Regions from separate parts of the Mus musculus genome. Here region 1 is linked to region 2. Evidence: chromatin loops called from intact Hi-C (ENCODE). Cell type or tissue: heart. All regions are shown on one strand. Each heading gives the region's core, and the rest is flanking DNA. Links, peaks and the distances in the headings are about the cores only. Region 1 has its middle 80 kb from the start of Gm35019. Region 2 has its middle 2.1 kb from the start of Ncald.

Region 1 (2,918 bases), core at 92-2,591, 370 kb before region 2:
TATTGTCTGACACAGCATGTTTTTGTGGAGAACAGTGAAGATGGCCTTGTATCTTCCTTTGGGGAAAGGGTTGGTTTCGTTTTGGTTGTAAATAGGATAACTGTATCACATTAAGCAAAAGTATGGCATTGCTTTTGTCTTTATTTGTAGATAAATAATTTAAGGAGATATATTCAAAATCGAGTTTTCAGGGGTGGAATGTGATGTTCTCTTGCCACATGACTTTATTAGACTGAACTGAGTTATTCATTAGCCACTCTCCTTGGTGTCAGCATGCAACATAGAGGTTCTCTCTCTCTCTCTCTCTCTCTCTCTCTCTCTCTCTCTCTCTCTCTCTCTCTCTCTCTCTCCTCTCCTCTCCCTCGCTCTCCTCTCCCCTCTTCCTCCTCCTCCTCCTCCTCCTCTTCCTCCTGCTCCCCCCACTCCGCTCCTCCTCCTGGATATGATTTAAGTTCACAGCCAATTGGCTTTAGGTAAGATAGATATCTTATTTAGTCAAACGACCTGTGAGCAGAGCACGTTGGCTTCCCAGAGGAAGACCAGATGTTGCCTGTTCAGCTGCTTCCTCTCAGGGTGGCTGTTCTGCCCTGACCTTCCTCCTGGTTTGGCCTGCAGCTCCTGCTCTTGGCTAGCCAGCTCCTGAAGTTGTGTAAACCCACTCCCTACAAGAAGCATTATAAATACCTCCCCAAAGTCTGATCTCCACTGAGCTATGATGGGGATGAACTGGCCCAAGTTGATGTTTGTAATCAGGCTAATGACTACAAATGTAGTGATTGCTCTTCTTAAGAATAGTGTCCTGGTTAGGGTTTGCTTGTTTGTTTTCCCAACATGACACAAGCTAGAGTCATTTAGGAAGGAGAACCTCAATTGAAAAAAATGTCTCATCAGATTGTCTGTATGCAAGTCTGTGGGGGCATTTTCTTCATTAATGATTGAAGTGGAAGGGCCCAAGCCACTGAGCACAGGGCCATCCCAGGTGTGTGGCCCTGAGTAGCATAAGAAAGAAGGCCGAGTGAGCCACAGGGAAACAGCCAGTAAGCAGTATTCCTTCATGGCCTCTGTTTGAGTTCCTGCCTCTGGGTTCCTGCTTTGACAATAAGCTGTAAGGTGAAATAACCCCTTCCTCCCCAAGTTGCTCTTGGTCATGGTGTTTATCACAGCAGTGAAACTCCAACTATGGCAACTGGGATGGGTTTTAGCCAATGTGCCTCAGTTTCTTCTTTGTTCCTTTTCCTACACGGTAAGCAACAGCTAAATGTTAAAACATTTAAAACAAAAATAACAGCTCAAGGTAAGTAATTTCACTAAGATCCGTTGCTCTGTTCACAAACTATCTCACAGGACTGTATTGTAAGTGTTCCTGAAACTTAATGATTCCAAAACCACAATGAAAAAGAAAACCTGTAGTTGCAGTGGTTCTCAACCTTCCTAACGCTGCCACGCTTCAAAGCAGTTCCTCATGTTGTGGTGACCTCCCAAATATAAAGTTATTTTGTTGCTACTTCATAACTGTAATTTTGCTATTGTATGAATCTTAGCGAAAATGTACAGTATGTTACCTCCCACCACCACCACCACCACCAGGGGTCATGACTCACAGTTGAAAACTGCTGCTTTAGGGCCTGGGGATAGATAGTTCAGTGGTATAGCTTGTGTTCAACATGGAGGAAGTCCTGGGTTCAATTCCTGGTACCAGCCAACTGAACATAAGCACTCTGCCACACACATAGACCTAAAACAAACAGACCCCCTTTAGTCTTTTCCATAGAATGGAGTGGAAAACCATCCCTATTAGAATACATTGTGACCTTTCTGGAGTATTTATTGTCTCAGGCCCTACCTAATTCTGCTGAGAGTTGGACTCAGAATAGAGTACATTATAAACTAATACTTTTTAATTAAAAAATATACTGGGTGCAATCAGGATGGAAAGTGAATGGATAAATAAATTAATGAAAAAAGGAAATATATTGGAGCAGTAGATGCCTTTAATCCCAGTACCTGGAAGGCAGAGGCAAGGATACCTCTGTGAGTTCAAGAATGAGCTAGCCTACACTGCATGGCCCTATCTCAAAAATAAATAAAAATAAATGGAATATTTTCCTACATATATGTATATAAATATTCTAGTGTCCCTGAAATAGCCCTTTCAAGTAATTTGACAGACCTTACACCTCACCCTTTTCAAAGTCGGATATTGAGTCAAGTGCTTTAATTTTATACATACTAAACTTGAAATGATTACATTCGCATGTTTTACTTGGCTAATGATGATACAAAGGCTGTATTTGTGGATAGTCAAGATAGCGTTGCACTTGACGTTCTGTACTTTATCACTTTATGAACAGTGTTTCAGGCCTGTGTAACCTAGAGTCAACACCATCCATAAACACATCTTCAAATGGTTTCAGAGCAGCCATTATGGAAGCCATCTTGCTCATCCCTGCCTCTGCTTTTAGACATTCAGGTGGTTTCCAGGTTCCTCCTATCTAAACAATGTGATTGTGAAAGCTTAGTTAGATCAATGGCTCCTCTCCTTAGGCCAATAGCTCTGAAGGTGTGTGTGTGTGTGTGTGTGTGTGTGAGAGAGAGAGAGAGAGAGAGAGAGAGAGAGAGAGAGGGAGAGGGGGAGAGGGGGAGAGGGAGAGGGAGAGGGAGAGGGAGAGGGAGAGGGAGAGGGAGAGGGAGAGGGAGAGGGAGAGGGAGAGGGAGAGGGAGAGGGAGAGAGGAGACCCCCTCCCCCGCTCTGTGCCCTTCCCCCAGCTTTTTGCAGGCTGCAGGCTGCTCAGACCTGGCTTGCCACAGTTGCTAGCCCACCTCCGGTGGAGTCTTTGACCTAGGTAAAGTCTATTGTTCTGCCACATCTGCAGCTTTCCTCCAAGATGCCACTACCTGCTGAAAGGCTGAACCTGTTC
Region 2 (2,918 bases), core at 280-2,779:
GATCTCTTTAGCTCCTTGGATACTTTCTCTAGCTCCTCCATTGGGGGCCCTGTGATCCATCCAATAGCTGACTGTGAGCATCCTCTTATGTGTTCAAGCACGTTTTCAAAACAATGGGTGTTACTGTTACCTCTGTGATAACATTGCTTGAATACATGCTAGTTCTAGTTCGAATGCTAGGAAGCAAATCCCCAGTGCCTGTGGCTACACGTGTGAGCCCACCGTGGTCACCATGACGTGGGGATCATTTTATTGTTAATCTTTTCACTGTCTCACCTTACTCATCTTCCTTCATCCAAATCTTCCTCATTTTATTTTTCCCTGTGTCTTATTACTCCTAGAACAAAGCTAGATAAAGACTCTACAATTCCTGGATGCTGAAAATCTTTCTCCCCCTCATAAAAAAAATTAAAACTAGGAGCCTATAATTCATTTGATAGAGTACTCTGCATCGATCACAAGGACCTGGGTTTGATACCAGTGGCAGACCCAGTAAGGAATGTCAGCATATAACTTACTCGTGACTTAGCTAGGGTTAGATTGATTTACTTGGAACCATCCATTGTTAGAAGATTTCGTGAGAACTCAACACTTTTGTCTTCTGTTTTTCCCTTCTGCCTCATTGGTTGTAGAGGGCTCACAGAAAGCCTCTCTTCCATGTTATTTGAAAAAGAAAAGCATCTTGTGTTCCTGTTGCTCCGCATTCTTTCCCTAATCCATGAGTCATCCGTGAGCCCTTGCTGTGCCTGGGCTCTGTTCTAACCACTGGCATCATAAAAATAAGACTCCTGCCCTGAAGGTCTTCAGACGAGCATCCGAGCTGGGCAGATAAACAAGAGCTGGCAGACACATTGAGCCCCTGCCCTGTGGCAGGTGTCCAAATTGTATCATCTATTTCCCTTGTAATTCAACAACCTTGTCATGTGGGCACTGCTGCTAGGGGCACTTTTATAACTTGACCAAGGTCCAATCATAAGAGATAAGATTTGAGGCAGAGAGCTGCAAGAATAGATACAGAGCCTCCCACTGATGCTAAGACAGTAGAGGCCCTGACATCACTGCCTAGCAGTATTGGGGGGTTTCGGGCTGACTAGAATTATCTCCTCACAGCTCAAAGCATGTGCTAGTTGATGCACGCGAAGCTCATTCAGTGGCATTTACCCCGTGTTGCTGGCAAAACAGTCAGAATAATAATAGTTGGACCTGCCTTCGTTTGTGGCAAGTAAAATTATCAGGGAGACCTGTGTTTGAGTGCATATTTTAAAAACAGGTGAGTCATTTTAACCTCAAAAATGACCTGGCATTCAGAAAAAAGAGATGACACATATTCAGTGTAAGGCAGTGTCGTGGGCGAAGGCGCTTGTGTGCTGCCTGTTACCTTAAACTAATTAGCCAAATGTCTGAGCTCCAAGGAGATCATGCTATGGTTTTAACCCTACAGAAGACTGCTCCCTTCCTTATATGTAAGCAAAAAACTCAATCCTATGTGGTTTACAGAGGAGAATGGGTGGCTGAGGGTTGGGTGCATGCTACAGGAAATAGGTCTACGTACACACATCTTCTAGTGGTGAATAACGGTCCAGTGGTTACCTAACCTGCCAGCAATTTAAACCTAAGTCTATGTACAGTGAAGCATACTTATAAACATGATAGGAGACTCAGAATAAACAAATTTGTTTAAAGTATTGAAATGTAGAGGTTCTGAGAATGTCTTGCTTCAGAGGACACCACCTACTGGTAGAGGGTGACATTGCAGTTTTATTTTCTTGATATTAAACTGAATAAAATGGAGAAACGATTGACAAGGCAGCATAGCTTCAGAGCCTGGGCTAAGTCAAGTCAGGCAGCCAGCAGGGAGAACTTGATCCCTGGACACCTACACTTCCCTTCCTACACCTTCCTCCCTCCCAGCCCAGAGCAAGGACCCACACTCCTAAACAGAGAACCAGAATTATATGTAGAACACAAGTCTAGAAAATAGACCTGTTGCTTAAGTCTGCCCCTTATAAGGCATTCAAACCAATTTGCACAGACACTGGGTTCAGCTGCTGTCATTCTAACAAGTAGGTCCATTCCTGACTGTCTTCAGTCTGAAAGTAAAGAATCTAACTTTACACTTTGCCTTTACATTTGCCACGGTACAACCAATAGCATCAGAAAAATAACTTCCAATAAAAACCCATTCTCTCTCTTCATTGGAGCTAGCATGGAAGATGGAATGGGGGAACGGGATGCTTCTGTGGCCAAGCAGATAGGCCATTAGTCCTGTGAAAGATCAGCTTCTATTCTACTGAAGACAGAGTCACAGAACAAAACCAGTTGGCCACAGAGTCACTCATATCTCATAGTGTGTGTATGCACACATGTGTGAGTGTGTTACACATATGAATATGAGTGTGTGCATGCATTTATGTGTGTGTGCACATGTTTGTATGCTTGCACGTGCAGGCGCAGTGTGTGTGTGTGTGCGTGTGCGTGTGTGTGTGACTGTGTCTGTGTATAGTCCTAATGACCCAGGCACACCACCTCTTTCTTCTCCCCACCTTTCAGCTCCTTTGTTTTTTGAATGAGTCCACATTTTCTAAATGGGTTTTTCATAATGCCTTCCTATGGGTTTTACTCAATTTTGTTTAATTGGCTTCCTGTTAATTAAGAATGAGAACGAACTGGGTCATAAGCACTCACACAGAGCTAAAGATCAGCTAACGTGTCCCTGAAGGCAATGAAGCTGTAATTTGGGAACAGGTGGGCTGCACTGTTGACTCCTCTGTGGTAGGGAGATTCCATCTGTGGGATGCCGAACCAGTCACTCAACATGAAACTCCCTCAGTCCGTTATGGACCAGAGAATCGTGGGAGGGTAGAGTGTGGGACCTGCGGAGGGGTCTGGCCCCTTTTCTCATCATCTCCAGGTCCTTC

The links. A loop is a pair of places that touch in the nucleus more often than their neighbours do. Peaks named below come from ENCODE experiments on the same cell type or tissue, not always from the same donor. Only the 100,000 strongest peaks of a DNase experiment are listed, where the experiment ranks them.
Region 1: a loop joins it to region 2, with 6 times the contacts of the local background. A loop is called at or near these places in 2 of 42 quality-filtered maps.

Annotation. Positions count from the first base shown.
Region 1 is chr15:37,826,531-37,829,448 of GRCm38, reverse strand. No RefSeq gene overlaps it. Among named protein-coding and RNA genes, the nearest start is that of Gm35019, 80 kb to the left of the region's middle. In heart, for the core only: a CTCF peak has its summit at 1,582 (motif pointing right); no DNase peak of the experiment used is centred there.
Region 2 is chr15:37,460,032-37,462,949 of GRCm38, reverse strand. It overlaps a transcript of Ncald not described here. Among named protein-coding and RNA genes, the nearest start is that of Ncald, 2.1 kb to the right of the region's middle. In heart, for the core only: a CTCF peak has its summit at 1,724 (motif pointing left); no DNase peak of the experiment used is centred there.